Regions from separate parts of the Mus musculus genome. Here region 1 is linked to region 2. A link is a contact called in ENCODE Hi-C data. All regions are on one chromosome and are shown on one strand. Each heading gives the region's core, a stretch centred on a gene start or an enhancer-like site at or near the end of the contact. The rest is flanking DNA. Distances are from core to core; before and after follow the strand shown. Region 1 holds the start of Cr2 (complement receptor 2). Region 2 holds the start of Cr1l (complement component (3b/4b) receptor 1-like).

Evidence for each region. A loop is a pair of places that touch in the nucleus more often than their neighbours do.
Region 1: a map of v-Abl transformed pro-B cells shows a loop between it and region 2 (2.9-fold over the local background). The contact joins the promoter of Cr2 here to the promoter of Cr1l in region 2. A Hi-C loop is called at or near these places in 3 of 37 maps with a recorded cell type or tissue (Patski and v-Abl transformed pro-B cells).

Annotation. Positions count from the first base shown.
Region 1 is chr1:195,172,757-195,179,013 of GRCm38, reverse strand. It overlaps Cr2 (complement receptor 2), which reads left to right and starts at 2,295. Exons shown (of 26, transcript NM_001368765.1): 1 at 2,295-2,461. The coding sequence starts at 2,404.
Region 2 is chr1:195,126,564-195,133,292 of GRCm38, reverse strand. It overlaps Cr1l (complement component (3b/4b) receptor 1-like), which reads left to right and starts at 1,723. Exons shown (of 10, transcript NM_013499.2): 1 at 1,723-2,105; 2 at 3,284-3,463; 3 at 4,047-4,146. The coding sequence starts at 1,988. Gm32313 (a long non-coding RNA gene) reads right to left here and starts at 1,849. Exons shown (of 3, transcript XR_865921.3): 1 at 335-1,849.

The DNA of each region.
Region 1 (6,257 bases), core at 1,046-3,545, 45 kb before region 2:
AAATTCATTGTTTTTAATAGCTGAGTAGTACTCCATTGTGTGAATGTACCACATTTTCTGTATCCATTCCTCTAAGACAAAAAAATCATCAATGATCTAAAATTAGGGTCAAAATTTGGTTTTTAAATGAGGTACTTAAAAAGTTGTAAACTATTCCTCCCCAAAGTATTTGTTAATAATAAGGTAACTTTAATAATATGATAATAATAACTTGTTAATATGTTAATAAATATCATTTGTTAAAGGTAATAATGATTACTAATAAAATAAAAATAAATAATAGTAATTTTATACTACAGAAACTTGACAGAAACCTGCTTATGTGATAAAAATTACTACTACCAATAAAAAGGACCATCAGGCAACATGTACCTACAGATAAGCACATAGCACCTATCCCATGATATCTCTACCTCAAAATATAAAATTTCAACCTAATTGTGAAAAAACATATCAAACCAAACTGAGTGATGCTGGTAACCAGCCTTCATGATGGTGCCCCTTCATCTCTGACTCCCAGTATTCCCATTCATGCATAGTGTCTCTCTGGCACTGAGAAGGGTTGATATTTGTTATCAGTAGATTATTCTCAAAGTATTATGACTGCTGGGGATTATGGAAGACATTCTGGCTTAGATCTTTTTTGATCTAGAAGAAGTTAGCTGCCATGAGGTGAGAATTTTCAGTTCCTGCTACCCAGCAGCCCAGTGACCACATGGTGAAGAAATGAGGAATCCAGTCAACAGCAACTGAGCGTCTTCTGTGTGACTTTTCCTGTCCCAATCAACTGGATGACTGTAGCGCAAGCTCTCATTTGGACCATAATATCAGGGGAGATGAAAAACTGCCAGTCTAGCTAAATTGACTCCAAATCATGATAGTACAAACTGGAAGGTACTATTTAGTCTCGCTTAATCCACTACTAATCATAGGGTAATTTGTTACTGTACTGTATAGTAGACAAATGATTTAAGAGCCATTTTTAGAAAATACTCTAACTATGTGTAGTTCAAAGATATAAAAAACTAACAACAAAAGAAACAACAAAATTCCAAGAGGTTGACAGGGCTCTGTTTGTAAAGCTATTTGTCAAGCAAGCATAAGGGCTTGAATTCAGATTTCTAGAATCTAGGTAAAAAGCTGCAGCCAATTTACCTGTAATCCTAGTGCAAGAGAGCCTGACACAGGCAGATGGAACTTACTGACCATCCAGTTTAGATAACCTGCAAGTTTAAGGGTCAGAGAAAGGCTTTGCCTCGAATAAGGGGGTGGAAAGCTGGCAAGAAAGACATTGATATTAGCTTCTAGTCTCCACACATCTTCATGTACACGTGCAAACCACATAAAACACACACACACACACACACACACACACACACACACACACACACACACATGCACACACACACACCTCCTACTCCCAAAGATCTTTTTCAAATTAAAGAAAGAGACATGGAAACTAAATATATAACACTGAAGTGTGGATAGTTTTGTTATTCTTATCATGCCGTAACAAAGATTATTGAGATATTCATCAAAACTTGAAGACAGTAAAAAATTATGAAAAACTACCTTACCAATATTAGTGTCTTGTAATTGATCATTTTACTATAGTTATATTGTCCTTATTTTTAGGAAATACACATTAAAATACTTAAAGAAGAGATAAATGTCTGTAATTTATTTAAAAAGTCAGAAATAACAATTACATAACACAATTGTATAGTCAAAATATATACTTTTATATATCTTTATAATTATATAGAGATAACATTTCTAAAATATTAACATTTAGAAAACCCCTTTACAGTTATACAGAAATTTGAAATTTCACTGTTTACACTAGAGTAAAAAGATTGTAATGCCAGGCAGTGTTATTTCTGAATTTCCACTTTAAGTAAAATAAGCTGTTTTCTCAAACTGAGAGTTGATTACATTAATGGGGTTTGAAACTGAATTAACTGGAACAAAACCCCAAACAGGTTTAAAGAATACAATACTGTAAATTAGCATATCATACGATCAGTAGGCATGAGTATTATTTTGTGAAATTCTTGTTTCAGATGTAGGGGGGTGGGAACGAGAAAGTTAATGTACTTGGCTGCTCAATCAACAAAATATAGGAAAGCCAGGCGTCGCAGAACCCAGCCTGAACCAAAAGCAGACTTCCCGGGGACCGCCCCTCTCTGCCTCTTCCGCCCCTAGTCACCTGCAGTTGTGCTTCACAAATCTTCAGTACCCAGCGCCACCGCGCGGAGCCGATGCTATTTAAGGGTCTGCTCCCCACTGCTTACAGCCAGCCGCAGGCAGCCAGCCCCGCAGGCAGCCAGCCCCGTCCTCTTCCTCTCCTTGCTACAGGCTCACAACTCACAGAGCGCAACCTGCCATTGGACTGCTGCACACATGGGATCCTTGGGTTCGCTCTGGGTTTTCTTCACTCTCATCACTCCAGGAGTTCTTGGTGAGCTGGGCACGGGAGCTCAAATACGGGAATTCCACCAGGGCTGGGAAACTTTCTGTGCCTACACAAAGGCTAGAGGACAAACCAGGGATGTGGGGCCAATGCTGGATACTTGGCTGTCCCTGACACCTTTGGAGATCCCTCTGTCTCCTGATGCAGAACGTCCCCACCTCTTCTGGGAGATGGATTATCACCATAGAAGGCTGAGACACTTATGGTCGCTTTGGAATGTGACTGCTGCATTGTTTTTGTTTTTGTTGTTGTTGTTGTTGTTGTTGTTGTTGTTGTTGTTTTTTGTGTGTGGGGGGGGTCTGCTCTCTTCTCCCTGGATTCCAGTCTCCAGGGAATTCATCAAGAGCTCACACAGTAGTGTCCCAATCTGTGCTCAAGAATTACAGACCTGCATGTGCCTCTTAGGCATGGAGCCACTGCTTCGGTTTTTAAAAAGAGTAACACCTGATTCTCCAATGTGGGTCTCAGATTTTTTATCTTTGATAGTATGTTTAAAAACTATCTTCAGTTAGTTTTTAAAGTTGAACATGAATTAAAACTATGACTTCTGTAGTGGTGTGTGCTTCTGTAGGTTCTCCTTCAGTGTTCTCTGTAAGTGGTGTGTGTGTGTATGTGTGTGTGTGTGTGTGTGTGTGTGTGTGTGTGTGTGCATGTGTGTGTGTTGTTGTTGTTGTTTCACAGATTGGCTTGCTTTTAAAGTAGTACCATTTATTCTGGTAGTGAAGGGATCAGGTATAAGACATTTACTGCAAAAACCTCAATGCTGAGTGGATTTTGGCAAGTCTCAGTATAACTTGTTCTCATAGTGAATAAATTCATAGGTTACTTACAGTAAACCTCAATGGCTGCGTGAATTTGGCAAGTTGGTTAGAGCCCTGACCCTCAGTTTTTCATATATAAAGTCAGAAATGAGCTGTGCTAACATCCCATGAAGGTGAAAGAAATCAGGAGCTGTCAGAGAAATTAAGTCAATTGGCACTTGACTGTTGACACTAAGGTAGCCGTTAGCAGCTAAGGATGGATCTGGTTGTTATAGGGTCTGAATATTATGTATTAGTTCTGCTACAATTTCTACTGGAAAATCAATTCTAGGGATGGCTGGACCTTATTTCATGTTCACTGATGAATATTTTATGCTCAGTACAATACTTTGGTTAACATACATGACTCTCATTTTTAAAAAAAATCATCCATATCCATCAGATAGCCAGGAAACCCAGTATTAAGGCATTTGATGATAATTCTCAATAATGATTTCCCTACTTCCTGTCTTCTGACCAACTTTTCAGATTTGTTTTTATTCTACATATAAATCCTCCATCTACTTCTAAATGATTTCTAAATCATCCGTGTAAAGCCTTTTACATCTAAATAGTTAATCTCTCCCTGTCCTCCAGAAGAATTTTCAGTGTTAGTCACTACTCCGATCTTCACTCCAGATCCTAGAAAGATGTAAAGAGAGAAAAGAGACTCATGAAAATTCCTATCATGTAATAGCTTGTAGGCTAGCCTTTCTTTTTCTTTGAAAAATCATTAAATGTGTTTATTTGTTTATCATTTGTGGGAAGTGTGTTCATTCAATGGCATGTGCTTGGAGGTCAGAAGACAACTCATAGGAGTTCGTTCTCTGCTTTTTCCACGTGGGTTCCAGGGATTAAACTGGATTGGTCATCAGGTTTGACAGCAGTGCCTTTTTACCTGCTCTCTTTCACTTTCTGATTGGAGGAGAAACCAATCTCTGGAAATTCTGTACTGTGGCCTGGAAGGTGGGCAGTTTCAATACAGTGTGAGATCTCCTTACTAGAGATGAGACTTCTATTAACCCTCATGCACAAAGTCTGATTCTTGCTTCATTTTGGCATGGAAAGTCACATTGTAAAGTTTCCTCTTCTATAGTTTCCAGATCTTGTATCTCTCTTGGTCTTTATTGTTGAGTTTTATGAATTTAAATGTTTTTCCATATTGTAGAAGATAATTTTTTGTCCTTATTTACAATTGATAATCACAGATTATTATTTGATTAGAATAACTGGTAGAAGTCTCATCATGTTTTGAAGATATCTATCTTCACTGTTTTTCAGCCTTCATTTTTCATAGAGACTTTCTTGATGTTTTTCACAGAGTATGTAGTTGGGGAAATTGGTGGGAATTAATGGAAGAAACTAAAGAATTACAAAAGAGGAAACTACAGTAAGATCTGGCTCCTAACAGTGGTGACTCTTTTTCAATTCCCCAGTAGAAGCATGGAGTTAGAGAAGGCTGATCTGACTGTGGCCTTGGGAGCTTGGTGAATGTCTTTGAGTCAGCAGGCAACCACTGTTTAGCCTTCACCTGTACCTGCCTCACACTTTTGTGGGAAAAAATTTAAATTTGTAAATTTTCAGGTATATTTCTTTCTACTCTTGTAGGGTTTCACAAAGTGGTACTTTTTGTCTAGATTCCTCTGATCTGAATAAGAGTGAACTTCTGGATCTCTGCAAATAAAGTTAAGGAGGTAATATTCACTCCTATATAGAATTTTTTTTTAGAGCCATACTCAAGTGTATGGATGTTGCAATGGCCTTTATTTCTTTTTTTATTAGACATTTTCTTCTTTTACATTTCAAATGCTATCCCCAAAGTACCCTATACCTCCCCCCCTGCCCTGCTCCCCAACCTACCCACTCCCACTTGCTGGCCCTGGAATTCCCCTGTACTGGGGCATATGATCTTCACAAGACCAAGGGCTTCTCCTCCCATTGATGGCCGACTAGGCCATCTTCTGATACATATGCAGCTAGAGACACAGTTCGGGGGGGGGGTACTGGTTAGTTTATATTGTTGTTCCTACTATAGGGTTGCAGGCCCCTTTAGTTCCTTGGGTACTTTCTCTAGCTCCTCCATTGAGGGCTCTGTGTTCCATCCAATAGATGACTGTGAGCATCCACTTCTGTATTTGGCAATGGCCTTTATTTCATTGCTAATGACAAGTTCTTTTCTCTGATATATCAGAAAGCTTTTACTAGCTATTTTGGGGTTTCTTTACTCTAGTTTGTTAAAATAAGAAAGCAAATATAATGAGAAGTAGAGTACTAGAGAGGTTGAGGTAGAAGGACTCTAAGATCAAGGTTATATAGTGAGACTTTATCTTATAAAGCCATAAATAATAAATAAGCAAGTTCAATGACAAATGAATATGTTTTTCTCTATATGATAAAGTTTAGTGATTAAGATAGTTATATAAATCAATTAAAGTGATTTGATTTTATAAGATCTTTGTGGTACTTTAGTTTCTTATGGTAAATGTTTTATTTATAAGATTTTTACTTGTAGGGCTGGAGATATGGCTCAATAGTTAGAGCATTGTTGCTCTTGCAGTCAACCAGGGTTTGGTTCTCAGCACCTGCTTGGTGCTTCATAAGCACCTGTGACTCCAGTTCCAGGAGATCGATCACTCTAGTCAGGACTTTGCAGGCACTGAATACATATAGTGGACATATACATACTCGTAGGCAAAACATTCTTAGACGTGAAATAAAAAATAAAATCTTCAAAAAATAAAACCTTTTAAAGATGCTTTTTACTTGTGTACTTCTGCTTTTATTTTAAAACCAGGGAGTATATTTTTTGTTTTTATTGTGTTCATTATTGCTTGAATGTACAATATATCCCACATGCTCATGTATTTGAATATTTGGTTTACAACTGATTTGTAGAACCTAGAGGTTATATTCCTTTTTTCACTTCTAGTCAAGCCTTTTTGTTTCCTGATTGATGTCATGTAAGCAGCAGCTGTTGCAGATCC
Region 2 (6,729 bases), core at 474-2,973:
TTAAGAGGGATAGTTAAGCTCATGGAGAGGACACAGTTATAATGACAGTTCTAGGATATTCTCATGAGCCTTGGTGGCATAGTAGAGTGGAGGACAAGATCATAGGCAAAGATAATTTAAGGAACGGTGAAGCCAAGCATGTGGAAAAAAGTTTCTGTAATCTTTGAAGCCAATGAGGAGTGAGAGAAGAGGAGCATTGTTGGAAGTAAATATCAGCCAGGAGCTAAACCCATCAAGGACTCAGGGAAGAAAGTGGATGCTAAAATGTAACCTCCAAACAATGTGGGGATAGCAGTGTATTCTGATAGCATATGGTGCAAGAAAGTATACTTACCTGCAATATAACTTCTTCCATACTTTTTCGAGAATAACTTAAATTCTAAATCCAAAGTGCTAGCAGGACTGGTTCCATATGAAAGCTTCGGGGAAGAATCTGCTTATTTGTTCCACATTTTAGAGGCTGCTATCATTTGCTCTCTGGAGGCAGCAACTTTGATCTCTGCCCTCATTGTTCTTCCTCTCTGATTTAGGACTATGTTCCTGTAAGGTTCCTTAGGGTTATTAAGCCCACTTTGGCAGACAGGATTACCTCCCCACTTAAATGTTCTTGATTTAATTTAATTAGCCATTTCTTTTCCTGCCGTATAAAGTACCTATCACAGGTTCTGAAAACAGAATGTGGACATGTTTGTTCGCATGTCCTATTTCTCTCTTGGAATATTTGAGTTCTTAATTCTATTCCCCAAACTTGGCTCTTTATATTTGTTATTTCTAGAAGCACTACCACCAATCTCTGAGTAGGGCTCTCTCTCTCTCTCTCTCTCTCTCTCTCTCTCATTAGTATTAAGAAAGGAATTAAAATTCAGTGCAAATCCTGTTTATTCCATTTCTGAAAACTTATTAATTGTTCATCTGCCATCAAATCTCACTTGGATGATGGCAAGGCCTGGCTTCGCTCCCTGATTCATTACTGCACTATCCTGGTCTAGGCTGAATAGCACTGACATGGTTGTGAACAAAAACTTCCGGAAAGAAACTGCGTCTGACTGTGAAAGGAAATTCCTGAAAGTTAACTGTTTCTGCAAAGACTATTGGCTGATTAGAATTTCAGTACTCTGGAGAGATTGCAATTTTGCTGGTCCAGAGACCAATAATTACCTTATCTTGGGCTAAGTCAGAACTAACATCATGATACAATAGATACAAAACAAACAAACAAACAAACAAACAAAACCACAAACAACCTTTTAGAATCTACTGACTTATCAGGCAACTAGCTTCTACCAATACAAAAGCCGAGTGCCATTAGAGTCATCCTGAGCCTATAGAAAAGCTTCCACTACCTGCTTCTTGTATGTACCCAACAATATATTTTAAACTTGCCTTAATTTGTGACTTTCTCTGCTCTGTAAAACCACAAAAACTTTATGAAACTGCTTCCATGAAATTTGGGGTGACCATATCATTGTTCCAGGGTCATGATCACTCAAAATGGCTTCAGAATAAACTCCTAATCCTTTTAAGATGAGAGCTATGGTTTTTACCTTTCATTTTTTGTTTCCAGCGGCACGTTACATCCGAATTCATCATAAGGAAATAGGTTCTTACTGTATACTAGACAGGGTATGCAACTGTCAGCTCACTGTTGCAGATTAGGGTTAGGCTCCACCCTTGCAGATTTTTAAAAGGAGTAAGGCCGGGCTATATGCAAACCGAGTTCCCATAATGCCTTGTTTTCTTTGGAGTCGAAGGTTCCTGCAAGTGGAAAACTTCCTGGAGCTGACCTACTAGGTATTGAACCAGTTTCTGCATTGCTGAATCAATCTCCCAAGGGTAATTCCACAGAAATCCCAGGGGCTTGGAGTAAACAAGACCGCGCCTAGCCCAGCTAGAGGAAGTTTTATTCCGGAACCCAGCGCCATTTCTGGGTGGGACTGCTTTCTACACCATTTGCCGTAAAACGTTGTTTGAGAACGGTGTGAGGGGAATGGAGGTCTCTTCTCGGAGTTCAGAGCCTCTGGATCCGGTGTGGCTCCTTGTAGCCTTCGGCCGGGGAGGAGTCAAGCTAGAAGTTTTGCTGCTGTTCTTGCTGCCATTTACTTTGGGTGAGCTGCGGGGAGGCCTGGGGAAGCACGGACACACGGTTCACCGGGAACCCGCGGTAAATAGGCTCTGCGCAGACTCCAACGCTGGTCTGGGCTGCCTGTGAGTGCTCAGCGCCCCTTTCCCATGGGTGAGCGTGGGGCGCCCTCTACCCAGATCTTGGGTCGTACGCAGCCGGCAGGAACGCGTGGTCTCCCAGCTGCTTGTCTTTATTAGCTGTACGCTGTGCTTTTCTGTGCTGAATGTAGTGAGAGAAACGGTGTGGGGAGCAGGGGGTTGCAGGAATATTGAGAGATGCAATTTCTAATCCTAGAATTTGGTTATGAGGAAAGTTAATATTTTTGTGTTTCCTTATCTGTGAAATGGAGATATTGATGTCTTTCGTGGTATTGGTATTTAATAGGTGCCATCAAATATCTAACCCAATTTCAGCTCCTTAATTTATTTCTATCTTGAGACATTCCCTATGCACTTTCTCCGAAGGCCTAGACAAACAGGCCCAGGGATACAGTTTTCACACAGTGAGACTGTGTACTTTATCTCCCACCCCAAATCCTCATTAACTCCCTTGAGCTTCCACTTTAAGGAAGGTCCTTCCACTCCCACTCCAAGGTAAGATTTGAAAAGCTAGCAAGCCTCAAGGTGCAATGAAATATTTGCAAGTAGAAAAGACTGTAGAATTTACATATTAAATTTTACTGATGGTTAAGAACAAAATAGAGTGCCCATTTTACCCACCATGAAAGTTCTAATTTCCCTTTCCTTTCTCCTTAATCAGAACTTTCTAAGAGAAAGACTTCCTTGAAGTCTTTTGCATTGTTTGTTTTTTATTGTATTTCCAAAGTTAAATGAAAATGATTTTTTTCCAACATATAGTTATTGGTTACATATTATTTGACTCTCTCTGCCACATAATTAATGCTGCTAAGACTTAAAAGAAAATAACTGAGTCTAGAAGTTAAATCAAAATATGTATTGGAAAGTACATTAACAAAATGAAATGCAGTTTCATTTTTTAAATTATATTATTTTTTCCCCGTTGACCATAGTACTGATCCATTCCTGAGTGCCAGAGAGGAGGATCATGCATGGTCCATTGTAGCTAGCTGGAGAACTGAGAGTATGAGGGATGATGCAAGTTCTTTTATCCAATGTAATGTTGCTGTGTCTCATTCAACAGGTCACTGCCCAGCCCCATCACAGCTTCCTTCTGCCAAACCTATAAATCTAACTGATGAATCCATGTTTCCCATTGGAACATATTTGTTGTATGAATGTCTCCCAGGATATATCAAGAGGCAGTTCTCTATCACCTGCAAACAAGACTCAACCTGGACGAGTGCTGAAGATAAGTGTATACGTGAGTAACTGCAGAAGAGGCTCCTTTGTGCCAAATAGTAGAGTCGGCCTCAGTTTGTCTGGATTTTAGATTATGACTCATTATTAGTAATCTTATCTAAGGTATATAGTACATGTGGATCATCATTCTTGTCAGTCAAGTCTTTTTAACTGTGATTCTGTCTTCTCAATTGTTAATAAATTTAATAAGAATGATTGTCACAGGGCATGCTTAAGAGAAAATATCATCAGAATATTTCACTTAGGGTGTCTAACTTTGCACAAGTGTCATTAAGTAATGATTCTGAAACAAAGTGTATTTAATAACTAAGAGATGAAAAATGTTCAGACTTTAAGGCCAATAAATTAGAATACTTAGAAGAATGCTTCATGTTTTAGGGAGCCACTGTGTGAAAATAAGAAAAAACTTGGATGAGAGTTCTTTTGGAAGCTAGTGTCTGATGAATTTCCCCAAAGTGGCAAAAACTTTGAAGTATTACAAATATATATATTCTACAGTAAGTTATAATCAGGTTAGAAATTCATAAACTACAGAAAGTTCAGTTTACTGTACTTGGTTCCAAAATTCTGTTTCTTTTTCATAGGAAAACAATGTAAAACTCCTTCAGATCCTGAGAATGGCTTGGTACATGTACACACAGGCATTCAGTTTGGATCCCGTATTAATTATACTTGTAATCAAGGGTGAGTTGGCAACAACATCTCTTCATTCAAGAGTTCTGGAATAGCAGTACTACTTTCTAGTCAAATCTCAGGAAAGACATCTAATCTATTACTTCCTTATTTGGTTTTTGTTTGTGTTGTGTTTTGTTGTGTTTGTGCTACAGATTGAACTTAAGACTTTAAATATGCTAGACATATTTAAACAATATAATTGTTCTACAGCAAAGCAATGCCATCGCAATGTTACCTATCCTTAAAAGGCTTGAACATAATTGTTTGATTCTTGATTAAAATGAATAGAGATATAACATGACTTTGTGGGAAAGATTTGTTATCCCTGTTGAATAAGCAAAATAACACATGCGTTAGCTTTCCAATACTATGATAAAATAATTGAGGTAATGAATTAAAAGAAGGAAAGTTATATTTTCACTCATAATTACAGAAGTTTTAGTTCATGTTCTCTTGACTCTCTGGCTTTGGTCCATTACAGCAGGAACATGGTGAAGAAGGCCCATTCACCTTATAGTTGCCATAAAGAAAAGAGAGGCAAGAAAGGGCTAAGGTCTCAATATCTTCTCCTAAGGCATTGTCACTGGTGTCCTAATTTTGTCCCTTAAGGCCTACCTCTTAAAGATTCTACCACATCCCAATAAGATCATAGCCTGTGAGACTACGCCTTTAATCTATAAGCCTTTAGGGGATGTCTCTAACTATGGAAACATAGAAAGTGAAGCACTCACTGGTTGAGATAGTGCAGTCTAAGTACACAGACTTCTGAAATTCAGAGTGGATGCTGCTAGAAGAAAGAAAAGCCCAGGGAGCTCCGAGGAAGATCAGGCCTTAAATTTACAGCTTTTATTAGTTTACCAAGGTTGTTGACATGAGTACCACAGAGTGTTTTCAAACAAGAAAAATTATTAAGAGTTTGATTCTAAGTCTAAAAGTTCAAAATAAGGTGTTATCAGGACTCTGTTCCCTTTGATGTCTTTAGGGGTGGGATCTTTCTTGCCTCCTCCAGCTTCTGGGAGCTTTAGGCCTTCTATGTCTGTAGAGCACAACTCTAATTTCTGTGTCCATCTACATGATTACTTTCTTTCTGTTCTGTATGTATTTATATTCAGTGTTCTCTCTTTTCATAGTGATACTAGTTATGTTGGGTTAGGATCCATTCTAAAGACCCTAAATTTAGCTTAACTACATCTATAAAGACCCTATTTCCAAATGATGTCACATTGACAGGGAACAGGAGTTTACAGGATGACCATATCATTTAGGGAATACAATTCAACCTCAGAAATCCCTCTTTGAACATATCAAGCATAAAGTCACAAAGTATGTGCTAATGTTAGTTCTCATTACTCAACACAGAGTGAAATTCTGAATGTTAAACTATAGGACATGAACTAAATCTGTGTTCTTATCAAGATCCAAATAAAAATGGTATTTGAAAGTTCAAAAACTTTAAAACATTTGCTTTTCAAAGAACACTTTTGAAATAACACAAATAGAAAAACTATCTCTAAAGCATAGAATTTAAAAAGATGTTTCCCTAATATAGAATTCTTATAATTCCAGTGAAAAGACAGATAATTTTAAAATAGGCAAGGCTGAGATGGCTCAGCTGTTAAGGGTATATATTGCCCTTGCAGAGGACCTGGGGTCAGTTCTTAGCACCCACATCTGCCTGTAACTACTCAGCTCCAGGGAACTGAAACACTCTCAGGCCTTCACTGGTACTACATGTAAATACACAAACCCTCATATACACATAATTAAAAAGAAGAAATACATCTTTGAGCCAAGGGTGGTGGTGTATGTCTTTAACCACAGCACTCAGGAAACAGAGGGAGACATAGCTCTGTAAATTCAAAGCCAGTCTGGTCTACATATTGAGTTCCAAACCAGTCAGCTTATAGTGAGATCCTGTCTCAAAACAAAAGAAAAAATGAGGGAAGGATTAAACATTTTTCCAAAAAAAATGCATAAATGGTGTATAAGTAAGACATTTACTGCATATATTCATCAAAATACAAATTATAACCACTTTGAGATACTGCCTTACCTACAAAAATATCTCTAAAAGGAAGACAATAGGAAGTGTTGGCATAATTGGAAAGAAATGGAAGATCCTATACATTTCTGAAGTAGGCAACATACCAATATGTTTGAAAACTCCCAACAGTAAACAAACTCGTAGATCTCATTAGAGCACAGTGACTTGTGAAATGCTTGTGAAGATTGGATAGCCTGCCTACCTTTTAAGGTACAACAAACCAATGCATAAGCAAAAGGATGATCGCTCATCCGGAAAACATAGCTCCACAAAATGAATTTACTATGGCAGCTGTAACTGACAAAGGAGCTCAAAAGATACTTAACCAAAAATTCAGGATGACTTCTTTGAAGGAGGTTGTGAATTGCAGGAGAACACAGAAAATGCAGGGATACAGTAAATAAAACAAATGAAAACTAAAACAAATTCCACAGTCAAGGAATACGATGAGTAAACTGAGAATGCACACAAAGGTTTGAACAAAGAGAAGAAAAATTTAATGAACTAAAAAAGGGGAAGCATTTTGAGCCATCATTAAGCATATTGGT